Regions from separate parts of the Homo sapiens genome. Here region 1 is linked to region 2. Evidence: read pairs that join two places in POLR2A ChIA-PET (ENCODE). Cell type or tissue: PC-3. All regions are shown on one strand. Each heading gives the region's core, and the rest is flanking DNA. Links, peaks and the distances in the headings are about the cores only.

Region 1 (16,421 bases), core at 4,841-12,840, 250 kb before region 2:
TCATTAAGTGGGTAATCAGAAAGGAATTCATCCCCTCTGTTTTCACATTGAGTAGGCTAAAGAGGAGAAGGAAAAAGAGGGGTTGGTCTTGCCATCTCAGGGATGGCAGAGGTGAGTAAAAGTTCCATATAAGTGGACCTGAACAGCTCAAACCCATGTTGTTCAAGGGTCAACTATACTTGGAGTCTGTTGAGTTTCTTTGATGTATAGATTAATGTTTTTCATCAAACGCTGGCAGTTTTTGGCCATTATTTTGTCAAGCATATTTTTTGCTCCTTTTTCTCTCTTCCGAGACTACCATTATGCATAGATTGGCATGCTTGATGGTATCCTATAGATCTGCAAGGTTCTCTTCATCTTTGTTAATCTTTTTTTCTTTCTCTTTCTCAGACCAGATTTTCTCAATTGGTTTATCTTCAGGTTCACTGATTCTTTTTCAAATATGCTCTTGAAACCCTCTAGTGAATTTTTTTGTTTCAGTACTTTTTGACTCTAGAATTTCTATTTGGTTGTTTTATTTAAAAAGAAATTATTTAAATGTCTATCTCTTTATTGATATTCTCTCTTAAGTTTTATATCATTTTCATACTTTCCTTTGGTTCTTTATACATAGTTTCCTTTAGTTCTTCAAACATTTAATATCGCTGATTTAACAACTTGGCCTTGTAAGTTTAGCATCAAGGCTTTCTGAGGGACAGTTTCTATTAACTGCTTTTTTTTTCCCAATATATGGGCCCTACTTTGAGTCTCATAATTTCCTGTTGAAAATAGTCATTTTACATAATATAATGTAACAACTATGGAAATCAGACTCTCTCCCATCCCAGGGTTTATTAATATTGCTGGTTGTTTATTTGTTTTGTTTGTTGTTGTTGCTGTTTCTTAGTAACTTTCCTGGACTAATTCTATAAAGTCTCTATCCTTTTTCAAGTGTGGTCACTGAAGTATCTGCTCAGTTTGCTTAGTCATCAGCTAAGAATTGCAGAAATTTCCTCAAATGTCTAGAACAAATAAGTCTCCATAAGTCTCCCAGGCTTTGCTAAGAGTTCCTGTGGGCACATTGTGGCAAACCTTTAACACTCAGGCAGGTAGTTCACATCTCTGCTTTAGCTGTAAATTCCTCCTTGTGCAGACTCAAGGTCAGTCAGAGGTAAGAGCTTAGGGCCTTCTCAAGTCTTTTCTGACCATGCCCATAGCTCAGGCATGTCCACAGTCCTATGTATGTGAGTAGCCTTCAGAATTTCCAGGTAAATGTCAAAGCTTTTCAAAGCCTCCATATGGACATCTCATTCCCCAGATTTCAAGTTCTTCAGTCACATTCTTGTTTGTCCCAAATGTTATTACCACCATAAGCAGCCTAATATTCATACATACATACATACATGTGTGTATATATATGTGTGTGTGTGTGTGTGTGCATGTAAGCCTTGAACAACATGGGTTTGAGCTGTGCAGATCCACTTATACACAGATCTTCTTCCACCTCTGCCATCCCTGCAACAAGACCAACCCCACCTCTTTAGCATACCCAATGTGAGTAGGATAGAGACCTTTCTAACGATACACTTCCACCTAATGAATAGTGAATACTTTTTATCTTCCTTATTATTTTCTTAATAACATTTTCTTTTCTCTAGCTTGCTTAATTACTATACAGTATATAATACATGTAACACAAAATATGTGTTAATTGACTATGTCATCGATAAGGGTTCAGGTCAAAAGCTATTAGTGGTTTTTAGAGTGTCAAATCAGGTCAAAAGCTACTACTGGTTAAGTTTTTAGAGTGTCAAAACTTATATGTGGCCAGGCACAGTGGCTCATGCCTATTATCCCAGCACTTTGGGAGGCTGGGGTGGGCAGATTGCTTGAGTCCAGAAGTTCAAGACCAGCCTGGGCAACATGGCTGGACCCTATCTGTACAAAAAATACAAAAATTAGCCAGGTGTGGTGGTATACGTCTGTGATCCCAGCTACTCGGGAGGCTGACGTAGGAGGATCACTTGAGCCTGGGAGGTCAAGGCTGCAGTGAGCCGTGATCATGCACTGCACTCCAGTTTCCTCAGCGACAGAGCAAGACCCCGTCTCTTAAAAAAAAAAGTTATATGTGGATTTCAACTGCATGGGGTCAGTGTCCCTAATCCCCATAGTGTTCAAGGGTCAACTGTATATAGTTAGATACATGGACACAGAGACACACACACACACACACATACACACACACACATAGAACAAAAACTGAGAGACTTTCCAAGGAGGAAAAGGCAATCCTACCAAGCATGGTGGGAAATTTTGTTTATTGTTTTTTACTGTAAAATAAAACACAGATAAAGAGTAACATATAAATGTGTAGCTTAATGAATTATTAGAAAATGACACCCTTAAAACTATGTCAGAGGAGCATGCAATTCATTGTGTTTCTCTGAATCCTCTATTTCTTGCAAGTTGACAGCTAAACCCAGAGGTTTGAGCAGACTCAGGGTCATTCACTTTGGCCAAACAATATAGTGCTGTGGTCTTTCATTAAGAGGCACATCATGTCTGGTTGTGATGTGAACAATTATTGCTGTTGAATACTTATAGCCATTAATTTACTGGGACTTTCAAAGTGGTGGTATCCTAATTCTAACATTTCTTTTTCTTTCTTTTTTTCTTTTTTTTGAGACAGAGTCTCACTCTGTCACCCAGGCTGAGATGCAGTGGTGTGATCTTGGTTCATTGCAACCTCTGCCTCCCAGGTTCAAGCAGTTCTCCTGCCTCAGCCTCCCGAGTAGCTGAGACTACAGGCCTGTGCCACCACATCCAGCTAATGTTTTTGTATTTTTAGTAGAGACAGGGTTTCACCAGGTTGGTCAGGCTGATCTCGAACTCCTGATCTCAACTGATCCACTCACCTTGGCCTCCCAAAGTGCTGAGATTACAGGCGTGAGCCACTGCACCCAGCCTTCTAATGCTAACACTTCTATTTCGTTAGTTGAAATACTTCAATAAAGTGATGCTTCTCTTCACCTATTATTTGGTTATCCAATGGTATAGTTCATGTAGTAAAGGCAGGATAATTTTTGTGTGTGTGTGATGGAGTCTCGCTCTGTCGCCCAGGCTGGAGTGTAGTGGCATAGTCTCAGCTCACTGCAACCTCCACCTCCCAGGTTCAAGTGATTCTCCTGCCTCAGCCTCCTGAGTTGCTAGGATTATAGGTGCGTGCCATCACACCCAGCTAATTTTTGTATTTTTAATAGTGACGTGGTTTCACCATGTTGGCCAGGCTGGTCTTGAACTCCTGACCTCAGGTGATCCAGCTGCCTTGGCCTCCCAAAGTGCTGGGACTACATTCATGAGCCACTGTGCCCAGCTTGGGAAAGGCAGGATAAATTTTTGATCTTTCCCTTTATTGGTTTTCAAGGTAACACATTTGTTTCCTATTATTTTCTAATTGTGAGCAATTTTTCTATCATTATGAACTCATGGATTTGATGAGTTTCACTCTATTGTGATTATGATCCTTATTGAGGCTAAATTTATCTCATATCTGGAGTGGGAACCACTTCAAGTTTGGGTCTGTGTCCTTTTGATTTAATCCTAGTGTATTAATCTGTTTTCATGCTGCTGATAAAGACATACCTGAGACTGGTCAATTTACAAAATAAAGAGGTTTAATTGGACTTACAGTTCCACATGGCTGGGGAAGCCTCACAATCGTGGTGGAAAGCAAGGAGGATCAAGTCCTGTCTTATGTGGATGGCAGCAGGCAAACAGAGCTTGTGGAGGGAAATTCCCACTTTTAAAACTATCAGGTCTAGTGAGACTCATTCATCATCAAAAGAACAGCGCAGGAAAGACCCACCCCCATAATTCAATCATACCCCACTGGGTCCCTCCCACACGCATGGGAATTATGGGAGCTACAAAATGAAATTTGGGTGGGGACACAGAGCCAAACCATATCCTTCTGCCCCTGGCCCCTCCCAAATCTCATATCTTCACATTTCAAAACCAATCATGCCTTTCCAACAGTCCCCCAAAGTCTCAACTCATTTCAGCATTAATTCAAAAGTCCACAGTCCAAAGTCTCATGTGAGACAAGGCAAGTTTCTTCTGCCTATGAGCCTGCAAAATCAAAAGCAAGGTAGTTACTTCCTAGATACAATGGGAGTAGAGGCATTGGGTAAATACAGCCATTCCAAATGGGAGAAATTGGACAAAACAAAGGGGCTACAGGGCCCATGCAAGTCTGAAATCCAGCGGGGCAGTCAAATCTTAAGGCTCTAAAATGATCTCCTTTGACTCCAAGTCTCACATCCAGGTCAAGCTGATGCAAGAGGTGGGTTCCCATGGTTTTGGGCAGCTCCGCCCCTGTGGCTTTGCAGGGTACAGCCTCACCCAGCCCAGCTTTCATGGGCTGGCATTGAGTGTCTGCAGCTTTTCCAGGCACATGGTGCAAGCAATCAGTGGATCTACCATTCTGGGGTCTAGAGGATGGTGGCCCTCTTCTCACAGCTCCACTAGGCAGTACCCCAGTAGGGACTTTGTGTGGGGGCTCTGACCCCACAGCTTCCTATCACACTGCCCTAGCAGAAGATCTCCATGAGAGCCCCACCCCTGCAGCAAACTTCTGCCTGGGCATCCAGGCGTTTCCATACAGCTGCTGAAATCTAGGTGGAGGTTGCCAAACTTCAATTCTTGACTTCTGTGTACCTGCAGGCTCAACACCATGTGGAAGCTGCCAAGGCTTGGGACTTGCACCATTTGAAGCCACAACCCAAGCCCTACATTGGCCACTTTCAGCCATAGCTGGAGTGGCTGGGACACAGGGCACCAAGTCCCTAGGGTGCACACAGCTCGGGGACCCTGGGCCTGGTCCACGAAACCACTTTTTCCTTCTAAGCGCCCAGGCCTACCATGGGAGGGGCTGCCATGAAGACCTCTGACATGCCCTGCATACATTTTCCCCATTGTTTTGGGGATTAACATTTGTCTCCTCACTACTTATGCAAATTTCTGTAGCTGGCTTAAATTTCTCCTCAGAAAATGGGATTTTCTTTTCTATGACAGTGTCAGGCTGCAAATTTTTCAGACATTTATGCTGTTTCCCTTTTAAAACTGAATGTTTTTAACAGCACCCAAGTCACCTTTTGAATGCTTTGCTGCTTAGAAATTTCTTCCACCAGATACCTAAATCATCTCTCTCAAGTTCAAAGTTCCACAAGTCTCTAGGACATGGGCAAAATGCCACCAGTCTCTTTGCTAAAACATAACAAGAGTCACCTTTGCTCCAGTTCCCAACAAGTTCCTCATCTCTATCTGAGACCACCTCAGCCTGGACCTTATTGTCCATATCACTATCCGCATTTGGGGCAAAGCCATTCAAAAAGCTCCAAACTTTCCCACATTTTCCTGTCTTCTTCTGAGCCCTCCAAACTGTTCCAATCTCTGCCAGTTACCCAGTTCCAAAGTCGCTTCCACATTTTCAGGTATCTTTTCAGCCATACCCCTCTCTCGGTACCAATTTACTGTATTAGTCAGTTTTCATACTGCTGATAAAGACATACCCAAGACTGATCAATTTACAAAATAAAGAGGTTTAATTGGACTTACAGTCCCACGTGGCTGGGGGAGCCTCACAATCATGGTGGAAGGCAAGGAGAGGCAAGTCCCGTCTCATGTGGATGGCAGCAGGCAAAGAGAGCTTGTGCAGGAAAATTCCCATTTTTAAAACCATCAGATCTAGTGAGACTCATTCACTATCACAAGAGCAGTGCAGGAAAGACCCACCCCCAAAATTCAGTCATCTCCCACCGGGGTCCCTCCCACAACATGTGGGAATTATGGGAGCTACCTACAAGATACAGGTGTAGGCAAGCCTCTAGGGATAGTTCAATCATGCCAAGCTCAATACCTGTAGTAGCCAAGATGCCACCACCCCTAGGCCCAAAGAGACAAGGAAAGGGAGGTTATAATTTGAAAAGGAATAATTTTGTAAATTTAGCTATCTTGAGAGGAATAGCCTTTTGTCAAGAGATACAACCAGGTGATCTTGTAAGAAGAAATCCAGGGGAATAATTACCCTGACCTCAGCTTTATCCCTTTCTCCAAGGTCTTGTTGGGGATCCTTCACTTGGATTACTCACTGCAATACCCTCCTAATTGGTGTCTATGCTTCTTCCACCGTTGTATTCCCAACACAGCAGCCAAACTGATCGTGTTAAAATAGAAGGCAGATGAGGTCACTCATTATTTCAGTATTCTTCAATAGTTTCCATCTCACTCAGAGTAAAAGTCAAAGTCCTTATGACAACCCACAAGACCCTTCATGATCTGAATCTCCTTTCATTATCATTCCAACCTTACCTTAATATCTATGCCTCCCATATTCGGTTCCTGCCACACCTATGTCAAGTCTGCGCTTGATATTTCATCCATTGGAATACATTTCCTACAAATCTCTGCTTGGCTCCTTAGACACTGTCCTCCCTGGCCACAGGGAAGATTGCAACAGTCCCCACCATAGCCTGCCTACCCCCATTCCCTACTTTCTTTTCTTTCTTTTTTTCTTTTTCTTTCTTTCTTTTTTTTCTTTTGAGATGGAATTTCACTCTGTTGCCCAGGCTGGAGTGCGGTGGCACAATCTCACCTCATTGCAACCTCCGCCTCCTGGGTTCAAGCGATTCTCCTGCCTCAGCCTTCCGAGTAGCTGAGATTACAGGCGCGTAATGCCTGGCTAATTTTTTGTATTTTTAGTAAAGACAGGGTTTCTCCATGTTGGCCAGGCTGGTTTCAAACTCCTGACCTCAAGTGATCCACCCACCTCGGCCTCCCAAAGTGCTGGGATTACAGGCATGAGCCCCCATGCCTGGTCCCTACTTTCTTTCTCTTTGTTTCTTTTTTTTTTTTTTTAGATGGAGTCTCGCTGTGTCGCTAGGCTAGAGTGCTGTGGCATGATCTCAGCCCACTGCAAACTCTGCCTCCCGGGTTCAAGTGATTCTCCTGCCTCAGCCTCCCAAGTAGCTGGGACTACAGGCACACGCCACCACACCCAGCTAATTTTTGTATTTTTAGTAGAGACGGGGTTTCACCATATTGGCCAGGATGGTCTCGATCTCCCGACCTCATTATCCGCCAGCCTCAGCCTCCCAAAGTGCTGGGATTACAGGTGTAAGCCACCGCACCCAGCCCCTATTATTTTTCTATTCAACACTTACCAACTAATGTGCAAGATATTTTTCTGATTTATATTTATCTTTTTTTGCAAGGAAAAATAAATAAATTATTTATATTTATCTTATTGCCTGCATCACCAATCAGGATGCAAACTCCATGAAGAAGGAACTTTTGTCTGATTACTCCTATGCCTCACACAAAGTAAGAAATCAACAATTATTTGTTGGATCAATGAATGAAAGACTACGATTTAAGAAGTAATAAGAAGTAATCTCCCCTTGATATCCGTTAAAAATGGCTCATGTATTTTCACCAGTTTGCATAATGTTTTTCTGAGCTGCTTACAGTTATAAATGCTAGCCTGGGCTTGCTAATTATAATTTAGAACTCTGTCTGTTCCACTAGATGGTGTCTGCTTTTCCTCTATGACATAAATGGGGCTAAATGAACTAGAGGCAAAGACCAAAAATATATAGAAGAGGGACACAGGTTTGAGCTTTGGAATCAGATAGACCTGGATTTGCATCCCAAATACTCCACTTGAAAGTGTAGGTGACTCTTTGTGCCTCCACTGTTGCAAAATCAATGTGAAATTAAAACCAGCCCAATTTTCCCATAAAACTAAGCTTGAGAAATTTACATTTGTCTTATCTGAGTTTCTTTCTCAGGAAACCACCATCAGGCCTCCCAGATGGTAGCAGGGAGCTGAGGCTTTCCAGATCACCACACCTGAACAATGAGAGGCACCTGCTCCTTGTTGACCAACTCCTCTTCCTTGTCCCTCCTGTTTTCCTTCCCTGTTATATAAGCCCATAATTTTAGCCAGTTAAGGAGAGACAGATTTAATTATTAGGTTGATGTCATCTGCAATAAAGCTTTCCTTCCTGGGCAATATTCCTTTTCTCAGTGATTGGCTTTCTATATGGAGAGCAATAAGACCTAGGCCAAACTCCTGGCATTTGGCAACAAAATAGTGGAAAGAGCACTTTGGCTTAGGAATGTGAGTCTTGGATTCTAATCTAGCTGTGACTTTGGGCAAGTTATTTAATTTATTGCACATTCTCAAATTCCTCACCTGTAGAATAAGGATAATATCTCCATTATGGGATTCTTCTAAAAGTGAACAACAAAGCACCTGACACAGAAGGTAATTGGTAAATGTTAATTTCTGTCACTAATATAGGGTAGTCATGACTTTTCTATCAAAGATAACTTTGTTCATTGGTAAGAAGACACTCACTCTAGAGGTATTTTTTCCCATGACTTTTATCCTCCTAAGGAGTCTAGGGTAATTGTGTTTCAATATGACTAATAACCCTATCACTAGACACTAAAACCAGAAGCATATTCCTATTAGGAAGATTTTACCCAGAAATATACATTCCTAACAGAATGGAAAGTGATAGCGAGTACTGCCAGCTTACAACATTCCTTTTGCATACACTGTCTGTTTTCTATTACAGGTGGAATCCATTTTAATGAATACCATTTTAAACATCTGTTTCTACACAGTGAGGCTATTTTTGTGTTCTAACAGATGGGCTACAGGAACCTTGCTTTGTTGACTTGGCTAAAACAAATTCTAAAAAATGAAAATTCTTTCTTCACAAATACTGTCCCTGCAGAAATAAGTTTTTTAAATAAAAGGTAATTATCCTTTGTAAATGTGATAACTTAGCCTAGGCTAGTTCCAAGAAAACAGATAAAGGGCTGGGTTGGTGGATGGCAAAGTAGACTAGACAGCCAGAGAAAATAAAAGATAAAAATGGAGCAAAGCCCTCAAGTAAGGTCTGTTAGAAAGTACTTAAGCCAGAACTCTACTTATAAACATAACCTCTCCTTCCACGGCCAGCTCACTCATGTTACCTCCTCTACAAAGCCTTTCCAATTCCCTCTACACATATAACTCAGTTCTCTGTCTCCCGTACTTTCAATTGTTTAAATCTGGGTAGTGGCATTTATCAGTGTTTGTCTTGTACCTTTAAAGGTAATCGTTTTCTGCTCTTTCCCTTTCCCCCACCAAGACTGTGAGCTCAGAGCACTAGGACGAAGAATGATTCAACTTCCTATGTCCAATAACTAGCACAGAGCTTAATACTCATGGATGCTTAATAAATGCTCATTGAATTTAACACCTATGAAGAAGTATTCCTGTGCTTGAATTGAGCATTCTTACCTAATTTGGGTGCTCCCTGAGACCAAGAACTATGTTTCATTTCCTTGGGATTTGGCACAAAGACTCTTAGTACCACATGTTGGTTGAAAAAAATTAAATTACTATGCCAAAGTTAATATGCAAAGTCAAACTGACCTTTGTTTCACGACTTGGATGCACATATAAATCTACTACATGCTGCTGAATTAAATGCTAATAGTAAGTGACTCAACTACAGTGTGTCCTGGGGAAACTCAGCCTAAAGCTCTTCACTGTAGCCACTGCCTAGAAGGAAGGGCAAAGGCGAAATTCTCCAAGACGAAGACTTGACACACCACCGGGTTTGGCGAGCTGCGGAAACAGGTTACCTCAAAAAAACCTGAGTCTGGATCTGGGACTGTGGCAATTGACTTGAAGGAGACCGCTGGGAGCACAGTGGAGGGCTTGGTCCCCTTCCGTCAAGTTACATCCAACTAAAGCCTGGCGCCAACTTCAGCTAACCATTCCAAAAGAGGCGACAGCTTCTGACCCCCGAGCCCCAGGCTTCCTGCCTTCAAGTCCCGGCTTTCCAGAGACTCTGGCTTCCAGGCCTGGCCTGGCTTCGGGCGCGAGGCTCTGGCTTCCAGCCAGTAGCAGAGGCACCGCCCAGTTGCGAAAGCTCTGGGCACGCCCGTCACCTCTAGGCTCATGAGTTGGCCTGGTTGGTCTTCCCACTCCTCACTCGTCCTCAGTCCTCACTCTCCATTACTGCCACCTAGCAAGCTTCGAACGTACTAGGGGGAAAAATGGCCCCCGCTCTTTTTGCTCCTATGGGGGTTGGTGGCCTACGTGGAGTCTCCTATTTGCAGGTCTGAGTTAGCAACATGGCACCAATTTTCACTCGTTTTCTCTTGCTCCCATTCCTTGGCATCCACTGGGCTTTGGGGATTTGGAGTCAATGGCATTCCTCTCTCTGATCTAGAGTCACTTGAAGAGTCTGTGCTCTAGTTGACGCCTGCGGCTTGCAATAAAGGATCCCTTGTACTGATTGTAAGGGAAAGGCTCAAATCTTTTTAAAAGGAGAAAGTGTTAAGTCTAAAACTAAGAAAAGTTGCCTTATTCTCACCCTTCCAAAATGGTCTTTGGAATAATGACATAATCCTCATTCCCCACTTCCTTATATCTGAACACTTTCTGGAAAGAAACTTATTTCCCACCACATGCTAATTAAGGTAGAAGTCAGGAGCCTGTCCTTTAGGGATGACCTCATTTTTGCAGGGTAATGGTAATGAAATGTACTAGGGGTAAAAAGTAATATCAAGGCTAACTTATTCCAAAATTAAGATTTGCTGAAACTTAACATATGAAACATAAGCACAGAACATGATAAAAGCAACCAATTCAGCCTGAATATATTTTCTGTTAGTATAATCCATCAAATGTTTTTCAAAATGGGATCCATCTTATTCACTGTCAAAAGTGATGTGTGTTCAAAGTTAGTATTTCACTTTTGAATTTCTATAGTCCCACCCTCTGAGTTTATGCAACATATGAATATAATTGCCAGCCAATGTAACATGCCTAATGAATTGGAAAAAGAATGTTCAAAACAAGTTAAAAGGTAGTATAAATATAATGGAGTGTAGGCTGTGTGGACACATGAATCTAAGCTATTTATTCGCTGTGTATCTCTTTAAGCAATTTATTTGTCTTAAATTGGGCTCCTGCACAACTATGGCCCTAAGACAAGAATTAGGATACAGAGAACTTTATTTGGGAAGCATGGTAAGGAAGTGAGACTGGTAAGAGAGGAAAGCCAATAAAAATTGTGTCAAAAAATAAGGTTTCTACTGAGGGCAACTGGAACTCAATTCTACTGGAGACCCTCTGAAAGACTATATAAAACAGAACTCAGAATTATTCCACTGAGGGGCAAGAAAACTGAGATATACCAATTCCCTTCTCTCAGTGGTTGAGGGTTACTCCTGGGAATGTAATTCTCTGGTACTTCCCTTGGCAGCCTTCCCTTGAGCAGCATGCTCTTGCTGCCAGAAAGATAAGTAGTTGAGATTTGAAGCCATTGGCATGAGATGCATGGGAACTCCCATTGAAGCTGCAGGTGGCCTTAATGGTGGGCAAGAGGATGTGGGCAGGGTATTGATTATGTCCGTATTCATTCACTTTGTTTCTGTGTAAACTGGAGATAATAATTACCCATCTCATAGAATGATGTTAAGTCTCTGGCCCATAAAAATACTAAAAAATTATTTAAATGTGTTAATATAATGTGTATATAATAGGCACTTCTTTTTAAATTTTTTGGCATACATTAATATTTGATTGTGGTGCCACTCTATTTGTGGCACACATTCCTGTTTTCTGCAGTCTACTTCTATTCACACCCGTTAGGATTCTTAACTATTACTTTACCTGGAATATGTTTCTAACCTGATTCCTTAACACCCTGCTTTTTCCCCCTAGAATTATTTATGCATCCTCACTAGACCATGAAGAGAATGAAGACAGTGTAATTTATCCTTCAACAAAAATGTATGAAACACTTCAACAAACCAAGGAATACAAAGATTAAAAAGAAAGTCCCCTGCCAGTCACAGCCAGTCATAGTGTTTCCTGCCTGTAATCCCAGCACTTTGGGATAAGGCAGGCAGATTGTTTGAGATCAGGAGACCAGGCTGGGAAACATGGTGAAACCCTGTCTCAAAAGAAAAAAAAAAAAAGCCCTCACTCTCAGGGTATTCACAATTCAGGCTCAATATAAAGCAAAAATTAAACATAAATACATTATGGTACTCTGACAAAGGTAAGAAGCAAATAGGAGGAGTTAACTGATCCTGTCTATGAGAATCAGAGAAAACTTCAGGAGGAGATGGTACCTAAGAGATGGTACCTAAGCATAGGGTCAATGAATAAGTAGAATTTAGTCCAGAAGAATACAGATCAGACTGTTAACAGTGGTTATCTGTGGAGAGAGAAGTGTGAGTGTGTGTGTGTGTGTGTGTGTGTGTGTGTGTAGTTTCGAGAGGGGAGATCAAGATGAAGGAATACTTACCTTTTAACTGCGTGTATTTTTGTGTTGTGTGAATGTTTTACTAAGAATGTGTAATCATCAGTTGTTTGTGTAGTTTAAAAAAGAACATTAGCTTGAAGGTCTAATATATGCCAGCCCCTGTGGTAAATGCTCTGTATACATTATTGCATTTAACTCTAACAATCATCATTGTACATATACCAAGAGAGGCTAAACATCTTGCTCAGTTGTCACAGCTGGTAAATAATAGAACCATAATTTGAACCCAGGGTTTTTCTGGCTTCAGATCCGATGACTGATAGATACACCATTAGGATTAACAAAACCCAAGGGACTGCTATTAAATTTGTGGACCATGGGGTTTTGTGCTGCGTAGGGAAAGAGGTAGGGCTGGAAGTAAAGCCAAAGAGTGGTTATAAATTGGGGGTGTGGGAAGGGAAAAGTCAAGTGTATGGGAATCTCAATGCACTAAAATTATAGTGGAATTAAGGTAGTAAAAACTGAAATAATGATCAGAGAGAAGCGTATTATCATCAAAGAATGGAATATAAAAGTTGAAATTTCAGAGGCAAAGCAGTTTGGGACTGAGGTGGGGGAGGGTGGAGGACAGCATGGAAAATAGGGGGAGAGTGATCATAGTTAGCATTTATTAAGTTTTTAGAGTACTGGGTACTATACTGAGCACTTTGTGTGCATTGTCTTACTTAATCCTCACAATCCATAGTAAGGTAAATACTATCGTCACTTTCATTTAATAGATGATATGGTTTTGATTACTTTCCCAAATTAAGCTAATAGAATCAAATTTTCATAAGGCAGCTTCATTTCATAGTCAATTTTATTACTGTATTATTCAGCAGATTTTTTCCAATGTTATTTTTTAAATCATTTCTTAGAGTTTTACAAAATAATTATAATCACAAATATTAATGATTTAGTATTAAATAACGTGACTTAAAACACCTGTTTTGTTATATTATGGTTGTATTTTATTATGCTTTTCAGATCAAATAAAAGAGAATCAATGTGAGTGCTAAACTAAACTACTTATTTTGGACAGCTACCATTTTAAAATTCAGAGCAGGCTATACTTCAAAGAATTTAATTTATGGGAGGAAAATGATTTTATGGATATTCAAACTAAGAGTTTGAACACAAAATAAAGGTAAGAACTGGCAAAAAAACCTTTTATTTGGAAACATTTAAAAATCATTTTATAAAGCAAACAGAAGAAAATGTCAGCAAGATAAAAATATCTATAAAAAATCAACAAGAAAAAAACACTTAATTCTACCTTAACAGAAAAAGTGATATTGCTGGGAATTATAAACTTGAAGAAACATAGAGATATCAAATTATGTATTAAAAGAAAATTTTAAATTAACCAAAAAAAAGAGAAAACAGTTGAAAAGAATACCTAATCCAACATACTTTAATAAATATTAACAGTACGATCTGACACATGGTTGGTAAATGCATTGAGAAATGCTCCTGGAAATAAAAAAAGGTTTAGTAAGCATCTTAGTATTAAATTTAACTAACTCTCTTCGGAATGACAAAAACAATCACTTCAAACTAAAAACAAAAAATAGATATTATGTCTCTAGTAGATTGTTAACATTTCTTAACTCAAAGATAATTAGAGTTTCAGAACATGAAAATCATATGACCTGTTTAAACAACTGCCTTCAAAACTATTCTATGTGTTAAATAGGAAAATATAGGGACAAAAGTCCCGCAATGTTTTATTTAAAGCATGTCATGGAGGTTTATGGTCTTTACATGGTTTAATAAATGGTAGAGACACTTGGCAAGTGTTTACAGAAATATCATTTACCAACCAAAATTCACCCAAAAAAGGAAGTCAAAGTCCCTAGTCTTCCTAACTTCTGTTGACAAAAAACAACCAAAATTCAAAAGAGTCAAGTTACAGAAAATATAGATTTGATTGTAATACAACAAGAATATTCAAAGTATTAGTCAATGTCACATTTGAGTTATTAAATCACATTCAAATAATGCAAATGTATCAAAAAGCTATTAGATTTATTTAGAAATTCATGGCAGTCTCTTAACAAGTTGAATATATTATTAAAAACTTAAAAAACTGTCTTATTGTAAATATACGTATATATATATTTTTAAACTGCAGAATAGTAGCATCAGGGAAAAACACAAAAAAGAACCATTACATTTATTTAAAAATTCATGACAGTCTCCTAACAACTTCAAATGTATTTAAAACCAAAAAAATTGTCTTATTGTAAATAAATAAATACATATATATGTGTGTGTATATTTTAACTACAGAATAGTAGCATCAGGGGAAAACACAGGAACATTTTTCACAAATGTAAAGTATAATTTTCTTCTCATGGATTTAAAACTTGAAGGCCAGGAAGTCTTATGCCAGATAAACAAGACAAATAGGAAAACTAATAGTTAATTTTATATATTCCTTAGTGAGATGGATTACTCATCATTAAAATTGAACTTTCATAAGCCTGCTGCTTCAAGTACTTTAAATAAAAGAAAGACGTGCACCATAGATGATCAAACTGTCACAATAACTGTAGGTAAACTTGAGATCACAATGCTTTTCCTCTGTATGAGTACACATTATTAGTATTTTTAAATGTTATTTCTGAGATTTGAAAAAGCAGTCTATAGGCTGTATAGTTGTCCAAGAATTTCATAGATTATACTTTTGACGGTTAACCGGTTCTTCAATTTTCATTATTTAGGCTAATGTCATTGCATTGAAATATATCCTAGGTTACTAGAGAAAAGCTTCTGAAGACATTATTTCCCTATTTCTAACATAAAAGAACTGTCAAAAGGAATATGGACACCTGTGACTTTTAAACATATCTTGAACAAGAAATTAAGGATCCAAGTACTTTTCCCCTCTTCTCAAAACTTCTATCAGTTATATGTGTGACGTATTGTACTTAACAGGGGCTCCTTGAAATAACAGTTTATGTAAGCAGAGTGAAAGGGAATCGCATAGTGAGGTTTTAACAAGTCCTCTTTCTAGCAACAGATTATTTCTTTGTTGAAAACACTTGAAATTAATTGTGGAATATTTATAATTATTTCTCTTTCACAACATTAATGTAGTTCCCACCACAAGGGTACTAACAATTTCCTCTTTAACCATGTAAGTATGATTAAATGGATTATTTTTTCAGGGTAAGTAGGATGAAGTCTAATATGTGTTAGATTAGACTTCATCCTACTTACCCTGCGTGTGTGTGTGTGTGTACTTTTTTTTTTTTTTTTTAGAGACTCTGTAACCTAGGCTGGGGTGCAGTGGTGTGATCATACCTCACTGCAGCATCAAACTCCTGGGCTCAAGCAATTCTGCCTCAGCCTCCCGAGTAGCTAGGACTACCAGGCGCACACTACCATGCTTAGGTAAGTTTTTTTATTATTATTATTTCTGTAGAGAAAGGGTCTCGCTATGTTGCCCAGGCTGGTCTCAAACTCCTGGGCTCAAGTGATTCTCTCACCTCAGCCTCCCAGAGCACTGAGATTACAGGCGTGAGCAACCATGCCTGGCCTGAAATGTTATATATTTATATAATACGATGTTTTTGCTAGTTTTGCATAAATTGTCTCATTTAACTTTCTCACAGAAATCTTTCTTTTCTTTTCTTTTCTTTTTTTGTGAGACCGAGTCTCGCTCTGTCGCCCAGGCTGGAGGGCAGTGGCACAAACTCGGTCACTGCAAGCTCCGCCTCCCGGGTTCACGCCATTCTCCTGCCTCAGCCTCGCGAGTAGCTGCGACTACAGGCGCCCGCCATCATGCTTGGCTATTTTTTTGTGTGTGTTTTTTAGTAGAGACGGGGTTTCACTGTGTTAGTCAGGATGGCCTGGATCTCCTGACCTCATGATCCACCTGGCTCGGCCTCCCAAAGTGCTGGGATTACAGGCGTGAGCCACCGCGCCCGGCCAGAAATCTTTTTCACTTTAATCAAAATTCAGAGAAGTGAATGCCTCATCCAAAATCCCCCAGACCATAGCAGAAATTGAAATCAAGTCTCTTATTACTCCAGATCTCATGTTTATACAGACTGT
Region 2 (16,421 bases), core at 3,245-11,244:
TCTGTCCTCAGCACCGATGTCAGGGCTGAGCCAAGGTGGCCTCAGGAGCCTCTGGGCTCCCTGCTCCTTCACCGACCCAGGCTCCTCAGCTGAAGGGTGTGTTGGGGGCAGGGGGTGGCATTTAGTCCATCACATGGAGAAGGCAACAGGCAGGGAGGGACGGGAACAATGCCAGGTCCTCTCTGTATGTGGAGGGAGTCACTTAACATGTCTGGGCCTAGATTTCTGCTTCTGCAAAATGGGGACGATAATGCCAGCCTGCCCGGGTCCCTGCGAGACTGTGGGACTGACTGAGAGCGCCTTTACTCCCTTCCCCAGGTCTCCTCGTGAATTATTTATGAATCTCCTCAGTGCCAGGTTTATGCTGGGAACTTCAGAGGAAAGAGAGATGACTAAGGTTTACAGGCTGTTTGGTTGTGAAATCATGTGACTTTACCCCTTTTCCTGCTTTTCCTGTTCATAAAACACTCATAAGTTAAGTTACTTCTGGGTGACACTCCTGTGATCCTTGAGGGTCAAAGGAAGGAAACCAAGGCTGCTCTACCACTCGCCAGCCAGGGGCACTCTCTGGATGCTCCCAGGCCTTTGCTAGGACTGCTTAATCTGCAGGCAGTGGCTTGTAGAGAGGAGCAGGCTGCCCAGAGTGGGGGCCAGAACCAGGTTTCAGAGTCCCTCAGACACAGGTTGGAGTCAGCTTTGCCAGCTACCAGCTGTGTGACCTGGCATGTCTCATGTCTCATAGCCTCTCTGAGCCTCAAGTTTTTCCCTGCGGAAGGAAAACCTTAACTCTTCTCCCCAATGGGTTTTTGCATGGCTTAAATAGAATACCCAGGCCAGGGGCCACTGCACCAAAGCTCGGTAAATATGAGTCCCTCCGTGTCCTGCGTCACTTCCCTGCATAAAGTCCTTCTCCTCGAGGAGGGGCTTCCCTGGCAGCACACAGACCCATCCCCCAGATAACACCCCCAGCCCCCAGGCCTCTCCATCTCTCAAGTCCTTGTCTCTCTCTTCCTCTCCCACTGCAGGTCTGAGGCCCGGGACTCAGCACCACCTGCCCAGCCCCACCTGTGGAAACTTGTCTGGTGCTGGGCCCAGAAAGAGGGACAGCCCCACCCGGGCAGCTGGCAGAAATGTGGAATTTCTAGTCTGAGGCCCAAGGCCCCAACAGGCACCTGTGGCTAAGAATACTAGCCCCTCCCCAGCCTACCTCCTGGAAGCCCCCAACTCTAGTCTGAACTGGGAAATGAAGTACAGAGGTATGACAACCCTCAAACCTCAGGCACTCCAAGTTTAGCTTGTACCCAAGTTTGTATTTGCATATATATCATCTAGGCCGCTAGTCCCCTCATTCCTGAGCTGTCCTCTCACTCTGGGACATGTCTACTGGGGTCCCACCTTCTTGGGCCCAGACCGGCTGTCAGGATAGGGAGGGCACTGGAAGGCAGAGGCAGCCCCTTGGCCTCTCCAAGTCTCTTCCTCTTCGTGCTCACTGAAGCTCCCCCTACTCCACTTTCTGGTCCTTTCAGACCCCACTTCATTGTCTTCCTCTCCAGCCCAAGTTGCTTCTATGGACTCCCCATCCCCAGTCCGCTGTCCATCACCCTGCCTTCTTCCTTCTGGGACCTGCCTCAGCTCCTCCCACTCCAGCCAAGGTGAGTGTCTCCATCTCTCAGATACTCTAGACCCTCATTCACTACTGAGCCTTTGCACAGGCTGTTCCCTCTGCCTAGAAACGCCCTCCATCTGGCTGACTCCTTCTCATCCAGTCCATCTCAGTGTAAATGTCACTTTTTCCAGTAAGCCTTCCAGGGCAGCTTCACGGGTGTGTGGTCTATGCTGTTGCACAGGGCCTGTGCCTAAAAAGGGCCCATGTTTGGTTTAATTCTCTGCTGTCACTGTTTTTAAATTTTAATAATATTTGAACAAATGACCCTGAATTTCTATTTGGCAATGAGCCCCAGGGAATGAGGCAGCCCTCCTGACCAGCCCCTTTCCCACAGGAAATGGGGTCCCTGGGTCGTTCTCGGCACCCCTTATTGCTTGTTTCACCATTTCCCTGCTGGACCCTGAGAACAGCCCACGTCTTGCTCAGTAATGGAGCCCCAGCACCCAGCACACTGCCGGGCCCAGGAGGGCGCTCAAAGGCTGTTGCTGAATGAACCAGTGACAGGTGCCCAACCACCTCCATCCTTTGAGTCATAGCGTGACCTTGTCTTCATCACACAGAATGGCTCTGCTTCTGGAGTCTTAAAGGATGCCGCCGCCTTCCCAGCTATAAGCCTCCTGACCTGCCCATACTGGCTCATCACTCCCGCTGCCCATCCTCCCTCCTCCAGCCTGTCCCCTCTTCCTGACTGCTTAGCCTAGTGTCCTCATACCAGTCTCTCTCTTTCAACATACTCAATGCCAAGCCTGCCAACCTTCTGCTGAACCTAGCTAGGAGCCCAGCTCAGGAGCCATGCAACTGCCCACTTTCTCCACACTGCCACTGAGCAATGCTGGAGAAAGCTGCCCCCTACACAGACAGACACAGGCTGGACTGGGGCCTCAGCCTCGGCCAGGCCTGGCATCCTGCCCAGAAACACCTTTTCCCCTCTCCTTATTATCCCTGCAACACCACCTGGCCCCTCGCTCTTGGCAGGTGACCTTGCCTCTTCCCTCAGAAAACTACAGAACACTCAAGGGCATACCCTGAACTTGCTGCACCCCCACACATGCCCCCAGTGCACCCTTTCCACCTCCTTCACTCCTCATGGTTTGGGGGAGGCAGATGTGAGGCCCTGCCCAAGGTAAATGACGCCAACCCAAGGGGGAGGGCAAACCACACACACAGCAGTCAGTGTGTGGTTTGTGCAGCTGGAGGACCTGGATCCAAATCCCACTCTGCCATTTATTAACCACGATCATGTAATTCAAGAAAGCCAAAAGCAGTAGCCTCCATGTCCCAGAGACAGTGCGTCAGGTCAGACTCAGTGCTAAGTGAAATATGCTAGAAGCAGAGACAATGCTACTCAAAGGCATGACTTATGGAAAGCAGAGGCAAGGCGGGGAAGGGAGCTAGGAAAGCCCAGATGCCCCATGCAGAGAGAAAGAGGAGCACCATCCCCCACTGCATGGGACCAGGACAATTAAACGAGACAATGTGTGCAGCGAAGAACAGCGAATGACACTGGGCCCAACATCTTCTGAAGCTTTGGTGGCCATCAGTGAGGAAGGGAGGCTGTTTTCCAGCAAGAATTGTTTTCTCTAGACCCGTGGTTCTCAATGGAAGTGCCAGGGTATCCCCACTCCCAATGTGAGGACATGTGGCAATTTCTGCAGACATTTTGGGTTGTCACAGGTGGTCTGGGGGTGGTGTGCTACTGACATTACTATTTGGAGGAAAACTGTTAAAAAGAAAGAAAGGGCCTGGTGCGCTGGCTCACGCCTGTAATCCCAGCACTGTGGGAGGCCAAGGCGGGTGGATCGCCTGAGGTCAGGAGTTGGAGGCCAGCCTGGCCAAAATCGTGAAACCCTGTCTCTACTAAAAATATAAAAAATTAGCCAGGCCTGGTGGCGCGCACCTGCAATCCCAGCTACTCAGGAGGCTGAGGCAGGAGAATCGCTTGAACCCAGGAGGTGGAGGTTGCAGTGAGCCGAGATCACACCATTGCACTCCAGCCTGAGCGACAGAGCAACACTCTGTCTCAAAAACAAACAAACAAACAAAAAGAAAAAAGAAGGAAAGGATCCTTTTCTGGAATAAGGCAGGGGCTAAGAAACAGAAGCTGCACTACTTCCCACGTGAGATAACAGGTGGCCCCATGGGAAGACTGGATTCCTGGGGTGTCTCTGTTAGGACGAGGGTTTCCTTTGGCGATCCTGAGTGCTACAGGACTCCTGTTAGAATGCCCTCCTGAGGTGAGGGGGCCACAGAGGGAAAAGCCCTTTCAGGGACCATGTGGCAGGGACAGCTCGAGGACCCAGGCACAGCCACAGCCTTTGGTTTTAATATTTTCTCCTGTGTTTCGACTCCCTTCTGTTGGCCCCAAGTCTGCAGGACAGTTTAGAGTAGGCTGAGGCATGGCCTTATCGGGGCTTCAGTGGGTGAGGAGAAAGGTGCCTGATGTGTCTGTGCTTGGGGTGTGGGACCGGCTGAGCAGCTGTGTCCTGGGCAGCTGGATTCCAGTGCAGGAGGGTGGCTATGGTCTGGGGTCCAGGCTCGAGTGAGTGACAGGAAATGACTAGGGGAGAAGCAGGAGCTGGAGAGCCTTCCAAGAAAACTGAGAGGGGAACCTGGACATTCCAAGACAGAGCAGGCTGCGGCTGGGCCTGCCTCAGGCCATGGTCATGCTCTTGCTGCAGGCCCTGACCCACCCAGCCTGACCCCCTCAAGCCAGGTCCCCTCAGACAGTGGGAGTATGGTGTGGAGACTGCCACACGCCCTGGAACACCCACCCCACCCCAGAAGCTGGGCCACTGACCCTAGACGGGAGAAAGATGGGTCCATGATGTCTACAGAAATTGAAGAGGTCAGGCCTGGGGACTTGTGGAAACCAGTCCCCTGGCCTCAGCATTCACTTTTCCTTGGAGCTTGGGTGCAGGGGACAAGCTGGAGCTGAAAAGAAGGGGACTACGGAGAGTAGGTGGCAGAGATGATTAGACCCCAGCCCCTAGTCTCCCAATTCAGGCCGCCAGGGCTCTCTGTCCAGGCTGAGAAATGGACGACTCCTCTCTGGAGAAGTTAAGCCATCCCGGGTGCTGACATCTGGGGGCCAGCTCTCTAGGTCATCCAAAGCCAACCCCACCAACTACAAGGCAGCTTGGCACAGACCTCCCAGCTGGCCTTCGCATGAACTCATTCTTAAACAGGACTAGACAGACAGCCAGGGATGGTTGGGTTTTTGAAGAAAGCACCCCATGAGAAGAGGATTCCCCATTAAACAGACTCCAGGAACATGGAGAAAGCCTAGTTATGCAGGAAAAGAATGAAACATTTTAAAGAGAAATAATATTGTGACAATAATAACAATAAATACTTTATTAGATACTTAATACATGCCAGGCACTGTCCTAAGGGCCTCATATTCCAAATATAGATATAAAGAAGTTGGTGCACCATAAACCAAGAAGAAGATGTTATAGGGAAAAAAGAACATTCAGAGAATAAAGAATACCAGGAAATTAATCATATGGTTACAGAGATAAAGAAGTCAACAGAAGGAATTAATGAGAAGGGTGAGGAAATCTTCCAAAAATCAGATGGAATAAAAAGATAAAGCAATGGGAAAAAGGAGAGGGAGAGGGAAGAGGCTCAGAAGAGGACTGACCTAGGAGGTCCAAAAGGTGAGTTAAAGAAAGCCCAGGAAAGGGAAACAAGACGGAACCATCGTACAAGAGCACTTCCCAGAACTGAGAACCCGCATAACAATCCAGGATAAAAAAGACTTCATTGCCACACATCATGGTAAAATTCCAGATTTTCAGAAATACAAGAGCCAATCCTAAACCTTTCTGGAGAAGGAGTAAGAAGAATTAGGGTTCTCACAGCTACAGTAAATGCTAGAACACTGAAGCAAGGTATTCAAAATTCTTAGGGAAAAAAATATATTTATGCAAGTCTTTCTTATAAAATTTCTTTTTTTTCTTTTTCTTTTTTTTTTTTTTCCAGACAGAGTCTCACTCTGTCACCTAGGCTAGAGTGCAATGGAGCAATCTCTGCTCACTGCAACCTCCACCTCCTGGGTTCAAGCGATCCTCCCACCTCAGCCTCCTGAGTAGCTGGCATTACAGGCACTCGCCACCATGCCCGGCTAATTTTTGTATTTTTAGTAGCGACGAGGTTTCACCACGTTGGCCGGCTGGTCTTGAACTCCTGACCTCAAATGATCCACCCACCTCAGCCTCCCAAAGTGCTGGGATTACAGGCATGAGCCACTGCGCCCAGACTTTCTTAGGAAATTTCTATAGGACATTCCCTGGCAAATGAGGGGGACACAAGAGACAAGACCTGGAATCAAAGAAACAGGAGAAAAGCAAAGGAGCTCCAGGAAACAGCCAGGAGGAGCCAGAAGACATGTCTGTCCTCCCAAGGATAGGTTTCCAGGAAAATGAGGGGGGTACTGAGTGCTTACTTGATAGGTTTCAGCATTTTGGGAAAAACTCAACGATAGGATGATCTGATGGAGTGGTTATAAAGACTTACGGATAAATGTTTAGCAAATTAGGCCAATGGGAAAAGCAATAAAATTATTAACTCTAGAAGGAAATAGTCTCGCACATGATTTTCTTTGCAATAAGCATTAATCACAAAGGTATAGTAAGGTAAATACTGATTCTTTCTTTCTTTTCTTTTCTTTTTTTCTTTTTCTTTTTCTTTTTTTTTTTTTTTTTTTTGAGACAGGGTTTTGCTCTGTTGCCCCATGCTGGAGTGCAGTGGTGCACAAGATCACAGCTCACTGCAGCTTCAACCTCCTGGGCTCAGATAATCCTCCCACTTCAGCCTCCCAAGTAGCTGAGACTATAGCTACTATATACTATAGCTGAGACTATAGGCGCACACCACCACACCCAGCTAATTTTTTGTATTTTTTTTTGTAGATATGGAGTTTCACCATGTCCAGGCTGGTCTCAGACTCCTGGGCTCAAGCGATCTACCTGCCTCGACCTCCCAAAGTGCTGGGATTATAGTCATGAGCCACCACGCCTAGTTAAACACTGATTATTGATTTACCCCAATATTGTGATATAATGACGAGAAAGATGAGGGAAGGGAGGTGGGGCAGGGGTGTAAGAAAGCTAAATTCTCATCTATCAGTAGATGTTTTCTGGTTTTTTTTTTTTTTTTTTTGAGACAGAGTCTTGCTCTGTCACCCAAGCTGGAGTGCAGTGGCACGATCTTGGCTCACTGCAACCTCCACCTCCAGGGTTCAAGTGATTCCCCTTCCTCAGCCTCCTGAGTAGCTGGGATTACAGGCACACACCACCACACCCAGCTAATTTTTTATATTTTTGGTAGAGATGGGGTTTCACCATGTTGGCCAGGCTGGTCTTGAACTTCTGACCTCAAGTGATCCACCCGCCTTGGCCTCCCAAAGTGCTGGGATTACAAGCGTGAGCCACCACGCCCAGCCCAATAAATGTTTTAAAGTGATAAGAAAGGGTGAGTTTTACGGTATCTGAATTACATCTCAATTTTTAAAACTGAGAAAAAGTGATAAGTAAAGAAAAAGGAGTATACGCCCATTATTGATTTGTATTTACAGAAACATGGCAGTGAGTACTCAAGGAAATGGTCAAGTGAGCAGCCCTCTTGATTGCCCTAAAACACCCAGGAAAGCAGGCAACCTAAGTCTTTAGTGCTTTGGGGAAAAATAAACAAAGGAGTCATGTGAGAGCTGGTGAGGATGAAACTCCAAGTGGATTCTGCGGGAACAAGTAACAAAGTGTGAAGAACCCTCAAGAGCCTAAGAAGAAGCAAGTCACAGTGACCTTGGAGAGGGCCTGGCTGCACACAGGCCGTGGAATGGAGCTTGAGCCATTTTTATGGGACTTCTCAGAGGTCCTGGTGACCCAGAAAGCCAAAGGCATTTAGTTACACAGGGTTCCTCTCATACAAGACCTCTGGTTCTCCCTGACCGTCATGCACACCCCCTACCCCAACCGGGGCTTGAGCCTCACCTGGGCTTGAGGTAGCTGAGTGCTTCTGAGAACTGGTTGGTGAGGAAGAGGTCCAGGGCGGTCATGCACTGGTCCAGGGCCTCATGGAGGCTGCTCTCAGGAGTCCTGGGGGAAGAGATGCGGGGCATGACACAGGGGCCCTCCAACCCTCCAGCCTCTCCTGGCTGGAACAGAGCCTCACAGGGTCTACTCAGCCTCCCTGGCCAGCCTTGGGTGCCTGTCACGAGCTCCTCCAGGCTGCCACTCTGTACTGGGACGCAGGGACAATTTGGACCCACCTCTTGGTGTTCCCAAGGGTGGGAGGGGGAGCAGAAGGGAATGTCATCAGAGATCTGTTGGAGGTGGGGGAGGGGCCAAGGGCAAGGTGCAAAGAGGCCTCAGGAATCAATGATCTTACCCTCCACAAGGGTAAAGGGAGTCTTTGTGGCCCTTCTGGCCCATTGGGCTCTGCTGCCCCCCCAGGGGGTGCAGCCCAGCCACTAAATCCCACAGCCCCTTTTTCCCTCCTCCTTCTCCAAGGCCTCCTCCCTCCCCCAGGCCTGGACTCTAGAATCCCTGACGTTGTCACAATGGGCTGTCACACTATGGGTCAGCAGCCCCAAACGAGAGGCCCAGGGCCTTTCAAATTCACTTTGCCAATGGCTCCTCCAGAATACCTGAGCCCTTTCCAGTCCTTACGTTTCTCTATAGCTTTTACCACCCTCTGACGTGATATATTTTACTTATTTTTGTGTTTATTGTCTGTCTCCCTCCACTAAACTATAAGCTTCCAGGAAGCAAGAATCTTTAACTGCTGTATCCCCAGCAACTAGTATCCAGTACAAAGTAGGCTTTTAATAAATATCTGTTAGGTAAATGAATGAATGAATGAATGAATGAATGAATGAATGAATGAAGAGTCTAAGGCTAGGAAAGCAAACCCCTGACTTTTCTGGGTCTCAGCTTTCCCATATAAAAATGAGAGATGAAACTAAGAGATCCCAGAAGCCCTGCCTATTTGATGTTTTGATAATGCCTCTTCTCAAGGGGCCTCCTTTGAGTGAAAGAATGTTCCAGAAAGAGGCTTGATACTCTCCCTGAAGGGAAATCCTATTTCCCAGAAGTTAGTTAAAAGAAATTCCCTCTCCACCAGGTAAACTCCTACATATACCTTAGGGCCCAGCTCTAAAGTCTCCCACTCTGAGATGCATCAGTAGATCTTCCCAGGCAAATTGAAACATGTCTTTTTCAAAACTGAACTCGTGTTCATTCTCCCAATCTGTTCTCCCCCAGTCTTTGCCTTTCTTTTTTTTGGTGGATATGGGGTCTCGCCATGTTGCCCAGGCTGGTCTCAACAAACTCCTGGGCTCAAGTGATCCTCTTGCCTCAGCATCCCAACGTGTTGGGATTACAGGCGTGAGACACCATGCTTGTCCACTCCTCTACCCAATAAGCAACACTCCTCTACCCAATTCCCCAAGCCAAAAATCTGATAATCATCTTTGCCACATCCCTTCTCTGGCCTCTGTCATCCCCTCCATCACTAAACTCCACTAAATCCCATCATTTCTACTTCCTTTTTTATAAAGAATTTTTACAGAGATAGGGTCTCATATGTTGCCCAGGCTGGTCTTGAACTCCTGGGCTCAAGTGATCCTCCCACCTCATCCTCCCAAAGTGCTGGGATTATAGGTATAAGCCACAGCCTACTTCCTAACATCTCTCAATCAACCCCTTCTATGCCCAATACCTTCTGGTCCAGGCCAGCACCATCTTTACCCAGGTCTGTTGGAACACTCTCCATTCCACTCTTTCCACCTTCTTCTCTCTTCTCTGTTAGACCTTTTTATTCCATATTTCATGTCTCTTAACTAACTTCTATACTATCTCTTGGGCTCTCTGTTAGATCCTGAGTAATTTCTTTCATTTCACCAGCTCTTTCATTAGGTGTGTCTGACCTGCTACTTATCCTACCTACTGAATTTTTCATTTCAATGATTATATTTTTCATTTTGTGAAATTCCACTTGGTTCTTTTTCAAATCTTAGTTATTTGGGGTAGTATTATGTTCCCTGCCTCAAGTCCATCTTCAATTCCTTTATACATTTTAAACATAATTATTTCTATTCTATATCTCATAATTCTAGCATTTTAGACTCTCAGGGAAACTAATTCTGCTCTTTCTTGTTTCTGGTGCCTGCTGCTCACAGTGGCTTATTTCCTTGTGTGTTTTGCAATTATATTACAAATTCATGTTTGACAGATCCAAAGGGACTGTGGGACAGGATACATTGCTCCAGGAAGGATTTTTCATTTACTCTGTCCAGGTTCCCAGGGGAACTACCACCCTGAGACCATTTAAGTTACTTTTTTAAGTTTATGGTTTCCAGGACCACAAAGGTAGTGGTGTGCCATCAAACCCAAAGTTTGTGTGATGGCAGACCAGTATTTATCATTTTTTAGGGAGTCTTTTTTTCCCACCAGAAATGCTGTCTAACTTTGCTGGTGGGGGCGGACCTTTTTTCTAGCCAATCTTCCTATTCACTGAGGCTGTAGCCCTTGGAGGGTCCCAGATTTAAGTGTTGAGTTGGGGAATGCTAAGTTCCAACTCCTTAAACTGTAACTGTGTAGGCCCAAGACCTTCTTTCCCATCTGTTGAGTGGCCGTTGAAACTCCTGGCTTTAGATTTCTGAAATGTGTAAATAGCCTAAGGTTGCTGTGGCTTCATCTTGTTTGCCAGCCTGACTTCAGTTCTCTCTTCACGCTTGGCTGGAGGGGGTTTCTGTTACTTCTGTGGGAGTTCAGGAATGTACTGAATTATTTTATTTATTTATTTATTGAGGAGAGGGTGTCTCTCTGTTGCCCGGGCTGGAGACCAGTAGTGCGATCTCAGCTCACAGCAACCTCCTCCTCCCAGGTTCAAGCTATTCTCCTGCCTCAGCCTCCCAAGCAGCTGGGATGACAGGTGCCCACCACCATGCCCGACTAATTTTTTTGTATTTTCAGTAGAGATGAGGTTTCACCATGTTGGCTAGGCTGGTATCAAACTCCTCAGGTGTTTGACCTCAGGTGATCCACCCGCCTCAGCCTCCCAAAGTGCTGGGATCACAGGCGTGAGCCACTGCACCTGGCCAGGAATGTACTTTAAAGGATGTTTGTTGTAACTCATCCCCACCTCTAGGTAGTTTCTTTGAGAGAGAATGTTGGAAGCATTATTTCCCCTAACCTGTCTCTCCCATAATTGCCAAAGATACATCTTTAAAACCCACATCTGTCTGGGCATGGTGGCTCATGCCTGTAATCCCAGCATTTTTGGAGGCTGAGGCGGGCGGATCACCTGAGGTCAGGAGTTCGAGACCAGCCTGACCAACATGGAGAAACCCCGCCTCTACTAAAAATACAATATTAACTGGGCGTGGTGGCATATGCCTGTAATCCCAACTACTACGGAGGATGAGGCAAGAGAATCGCTTGAACATGGGAGGCAGAGGTTGTGGTGAGCAGAGATCGCACCATTACATTCCAGCTTGGGCAACAAGAGCAAAATTCCATCTCAAAAAAAAAAAAAAAACCACAAATGTCACTTCTGGACTTAAAATCTTTCCCTGGCTTCCCATTGCTCTTAGGGTAAAGGCCAAGTTCCTTTCCATGGCCTAAAAGGCCCCACCTGATGTGGTCCCTGCCCCTCTCTTCAGAGGCTGGGATGGTGTCTGTCTCTGCCCAGGGCATAGCCTAGTGACTGGTGTTCAAGCCATTCATCTCTGTTGGATGAATCAATGAGGCAGCAGTGAGCATCTACTGCCTGGGTGTTTAACTGGCATTCTCTCTGACTGCTCTCAAAATGCCCTGTGAAATGGGATTATTACCCCCCCACACCTATTGCAGATGGGGAAACTGAGGCACAGAGGACGGGTAACTTGGCTAAGGTCACACATCCAAGCTAAGGTCACACATCCAAGCATGCATTCTAACCCAAGTTTCTGCCTGAGCCAGTACCCATCAGCTCAGCCCCAGAAAGTCAAGCCCATTGTTGTGGTTTATGCCAACCTCTAAACAATTTCTGAGCCAAGAGCCTGCCTCCCATTTCTGCACACACCCCTCACCACCTCCATCCCCCACCGAGGAAAAGGTCCTGTCTACTTGGTCTACCTGGAGAGAAAGATCCAGGCCGGATGGACAGTCAGTGCAGACAGGCACAGTCCTTCCCTCGGCAGCCCCGGCACCTCTTCTGCTTAACTGGGATGAGGCTGTCTGCGGTAACCTCCCCCAGACTGGGGGCGAGCTGAGCCCTGGGCTGATTTCCTCCCTCCTTCCCTCCCACAAGCACCCGCGAATCTCGTGCTCTAGGCTATGCGTGGGACTGGGCTCTGGGGACACAGAGTGGACACAGACCTAGGCCTGCCTCTTCAGGAGCTCACAGCCTACAGGTGACAGATGCAGACAGGGCAGTGACCGCTACAGTGCTCAGGGCTGTGATCATGGGAATCACTGGGGGCCAAAGGGGCCCAGAAGACACCTCTAACTCAGCCTGGGGCACTGAGGAGGCTGGGCGGAAGGAGGATGGCATCATGGAAGGAGGATGGCATCAAGGAAAATGCCATCAAACTGAGAACAAGATGGAGAAAGAAGTCTAAGAAGGGGAAACAGCACACACACAGGGCTGGAGGCATGACACCACAGTTAGGAGGTACAAGCGTTCTGGAAGGGCTTGGAAGACAGAGGCTCTGCAAGGCCAGCTAAATGGAGGGGTGAGGCTGCGGTGGCTAGAGAGCTCAGGAAGGCTGGAGACATCCGCCCCATTTGACTTAATAATAGCATTAACAACCAACCACCCATCGCCACAAAGAGATTACCACTTCAACTTATTTAAATTGATGACTGCATTATTTCACTCAGTCCTGCCAGCAGGCACCCTTATCTGTCTTTGATAGATATGGCAGGGACAGGCAGTGAAGACAGGAACGCAGTCAGGCTCCTCTCAGGAGCCTGGGAGAAGACAAAAATGCATTCTGTGGAAGCAACAGCGCCAAACCTTTCCCCTCACCTGGCTGAGACTGAGGCCCCCATTTCTCCACAGGCTGCCCCTGCGTCTCCAAGACCTTTCTTTTCCAAGGACACCTTGCCTGGCCCAGGTGACATCTATTCCTGCGGTGATGGTGGCCTCTCCACTGTGTGTTGGGGAACAGAGGAGAGGGACGCGGAGAAGAGGTGCTGGGCTGGATGGAGCAGAGCTGGTGACCAATGCCAGGAGCTCTGGCACAGTGGTGGCGGCTCTCTCATTCAGATCCCACCCACACTTGAGGCCCAAACGAGAAGGGAGCTAGAGGGTGGGAGGGGGTGTCAGGTAGCCTGGAGCCGCCCCCACTCTCCCCTTCCCTCCCACTTCTCTACTAGAGTTGGCTTGGACTGCTGCTTCTGTGCCTCATGGGCAGATCTGGGTAGAGCTGGGAGACCCTCAGTTCCCACTGAGAACAGAAAATCCTCCTACCTCCATCCCAGTCAGGATGAGGTGGGTGTGGGGTGGGTGAGGCGGCGGAGCGGTCGCTCAGGAAGCCAACTGCAGTCAGAGCTGGATTTTAATCCCTGCTCCACCACTGAGGGGAACTTTGGCTCAACGAGTAAAATAATCTGCCCATGGGGATCTGTTGCTTTAGAAGTGATCTTTCTAAATTGCAAAAATGATTGTGACTCTCCTTCCAAAGAGTCCCCCTTAGCTGCACATAAATGTGTCACGGAGTGATGTAGCATGACCTAATGCAGTGTGGCCTGCAAGAGTTCTGAAAGCAGACAACCCTAGACTCAAGCTGCAGCTATTACTTGCTGGATAACCTTGGGAATGTTCCATACCCTCTATGAGCCTCCGTTTCCTCATCAAGGAGATGGGAATGACAGTACTTACCTCCCACGGTTTTTGTGAAGAATGACTAAGACTATGGAAAGCACAAGAGTACTCAGAAAATGTGAGTAATTATTATTTTTTTCTAAAATTATGTATTGCCATTTTTTTTTTTTTTTTTGAGAGAGGCTCTCTCTGTCGCCCAGGCTGGAGTGCAATGGCACTACCTGGGTTCACTGCAACCTCCGCCTCCCGGGTTCAAGAGATTCTCCTGCCTCAGCCTCCCGAGTAGCTGGGATTACAGGTGTGCACCACCATGCCAGGCTAATTTTTGTATTTTTAGTAGAGACAGGGTTTCACCATGTTGGCCAGGCTGATCTCAAACTCCTGATCTCAAGTCATCCACCTGCCTGGGCCTCCCAAAGTGCTGGGATTATAGGCGTGAGCAACTGCGTGCGGCTTTACCATCATTTCTTGATCAAGTAGCACTGACTTTATAATGAAACTAAATAACTTTAAAAGATTGAGTGGGCCAGGCGCAGTGGCTTACTCCTGTAATCCCAGCACTTCAGGAGGCCAAGGAAGGAGGATCGCTTGAACCCAGTAGTTTGAGACCAGTCTGGGCAACAAAGTGAGATCCTGTCTCTATTTTATTTTATTTTATTTTATTTAAGATCGAGTGCACATATCCAACAACCCAGCAATTCCACTACTAAGGGGGCACCCTCGTGAAACACATGTGCAAACACCATCATACAAGAATATTCACTGTCTGAATAGCAAGACACTGGGAACACTTCGACATCCATCAAGAAGGATAAACAAATGGAGGTGTCTACATAGGGTGGTATATCACACATCAGGGCAAGTGGGACAAGAGCTACAGGATCAAGGCTAAATCTGAGACCTGAAGTTGAGTGTGAAAACGCGAGCTGCAGCATGACACATGCTATAGGACTCCATTCACAGAAAACTTTGAAGAACAAACTACATATTTTTAAGACTTACACACACTGAGTAAAAGAATAAAAACAGAGAAATGATAAAACCTAAATTCAGGATGGCAAGTAATTCTGGAGAGGGAAGGAGGGAAGAGGTTTCCACAAGACTTTCAAGGGTCTCTACTATGGTTTATTTCTTAAAAAGAATATAAAATAAATGGGGCACAATGTTAATATCTGACAAAGTTGGGTGGCAAGGGTTTGTGAGTTCATTTTACTATTTGCTATATTTTTCTGAAGGCTTAAAATATTTCATAATTTTTAAAAAGGTAGAGATTTAAGGCTTGATTTGTTCACCAATGACCATCTGGGCCCAGAGCAGGCCTTGCTGAGTGTCTGTTGAGTGAGTGTCTCTGTAGTGAAGGTGAGAATGGTCCTGCTGCGTGCGGCCCTCCTCTGCTCAGACCCCACCAGGATGACACTAGCCAGGGTTGGGGACAGATGGACAGGTGGCTTCAAAGAAGAGTGGGCAGGCATGCAGAGAGGCAGGTACGGTTCTGCATAAGGAAGACCCACCAGCGTGAGAAGAGCAAGCTTGCTGTCCTGAGGCCTGCAGCAGGGCCAGAGGTGCCCGGGGTTGTAGAGGGCACTTAGGCAGGGATGTAAGCATATAAGGAAGTGGGATGAATGTGGTTTTCAGCCAGGGAGTCTAGACTTCTTTGATAGATACCTTGCTCCATGCCCGCCTTCTCTCCTGGAAACCACTTTTCTGGACCCAGCAGGGTGGTGGTGCTCAGTCAGGGCTGCACAGAAGGAACCTACCCAACCTCCAGCTTTACAAATACTTGAGCCCAGAACAGGAAAGGAACAGCCAGCCCCACTTCTGTGTTTTCCAAAGGAGGGACCAGAAGTCTAGGAAGGGTTAAGGACTTGGCCAAAGTCACACAACAAAAATGATGAAGCTGAAACTCACCAGGCAACCCTCTCCCAGGCCAGGGTGTCCCCCAGCAACCCAGCTTCCAAGCCCTGATAGAGCCACACACACGCAAGCCCTGTGGAGACTTCCAGCTGCCAGCTGGCACCAGCCTCGTCACCTCCCTGTTCATGTGTCAAGCCTCGGGCCCTTAGCAAATATTGTCACTGGTGGTGAGGCTCCAGGCAGGGTGAGCCCTCCTCCCAGCTCACCTGGGCCGGCTCTCTGCCCAGCAACCTCCCAGCAGTCAGGGCTCCTAGCAGCTGCCCCCTGCCCTGCCCACTGGGGCCCAGGAAAAGCAGAGAGTTGCTGAAGGTCTCCCGGCAGTAGCGGCTGTCACTGCTACGGGGGGTGATCTAGGTAGGGGTCCTATAGGGGTTTCTCAGTGGGATGTGGGTAGGGTTGGGCAGGAGAGCCACGTTGAAGGTGACAACACCCACTTTTTACTACCCAGGTTCCTGCTGCACCCAATGGGCCCGGCTGGCCCATACCTTAGCTGTTTAAGTTCCCCTAATGTCCCTGAAGATGATGGGGTGGGGGGATCTGACAACAGACAGAACTGAGTTCAAATCCCACCCGCAACTCTTACCTCCTGGGTGACCGATGACAAGTCACTTAAGTGCTGTGTCTCAGTTTCCTCATCTGTAATGGGGATGAGAGTAACAGGGCCCACCCCACAGGAGTGAACGCCACGAGGCAGGTGGGGAAGGCTGCTCTGAACGTGTCTGTGACTACAGCTCCGTGAGAAAGTTGGGACCCAGAAGGTGAGTGACCGACCCGGGGTCCCCGCGCCTCCGCCTCCTCACAGCCCCCTGCCCCCACTCCTGGCAGCGGCGGCGGCTGCCAGGGGCCGGGCGGGGTGGGGGCTGGAAGCCGCAGTGCGGCCCCAGGCCGGTGCGCGGGGGGAGGCCTGGCGCGGCGCCCGCCACCTGCCCGGGCCCCAGCCCGCGCCGCCCGCGCCCCCGGGCCTCCCAGCCGCGCACTTACCCCGCGGGCAGGGCTCCTGGGGCGCCGCCAGCCGAGGTCATCGCCG

The links. Peaks named below come from ENCODE experiments on the same cell type or tissue, not always from the same donor. Only the 100,000 strongest peaks of a DNase experiment are listed, where the experiment ranks them.
Region 1: POLR2A ChIA-PET joins it to region 2 with 17 read pairs; 2 of 35 experiments call an interaction of 5 or more read pairs at or near these places.

What each region holds. Positions count from the first base shown.
Region 1 is chr1:51,062,304-51,078,724 of GRCh38, forward strand. No RefSeq gene overlaps it. Among named protein-coding and RNA genes, the nearest start is that of MIR6500, 10 kb to the left of the region's middle. RefSeq lists enhancers at 9,371-9,871, 9,872-10,372. In PC-3, for the core only: no CTCF peak of the experiment used is centred there; DNase peaks (open chromatin) are centred at 8,468 and 9,178; H3K4me3 peaks cover 1,442 bases; H3K27ac peaks cover 2,478 bases.
Region 2 is chr1:51,314,062-51,330,482 of GRCh38, forward strand. TTC39A (tetratricopeptide repeat domain 39A) reads right to left here. Exons shown (of 18, transcript NM_001297663.2): 1 at 16,376-16,421; 2 at 7,660-7,764. The coding sequence starts at 16,416. It overlaps TTC39A-AS1 (TTC39A antisense RNA 1), which reads left to right and starts at 15,593. Exons shown (of 3, transcript NR_123731.1): 1 at 15,593-15,748; 2 at 16,069-16,152. In PC-3, for the core only: no CTCF peak of the experiment used is centred there; no DNase peak of the experiment used is centred there.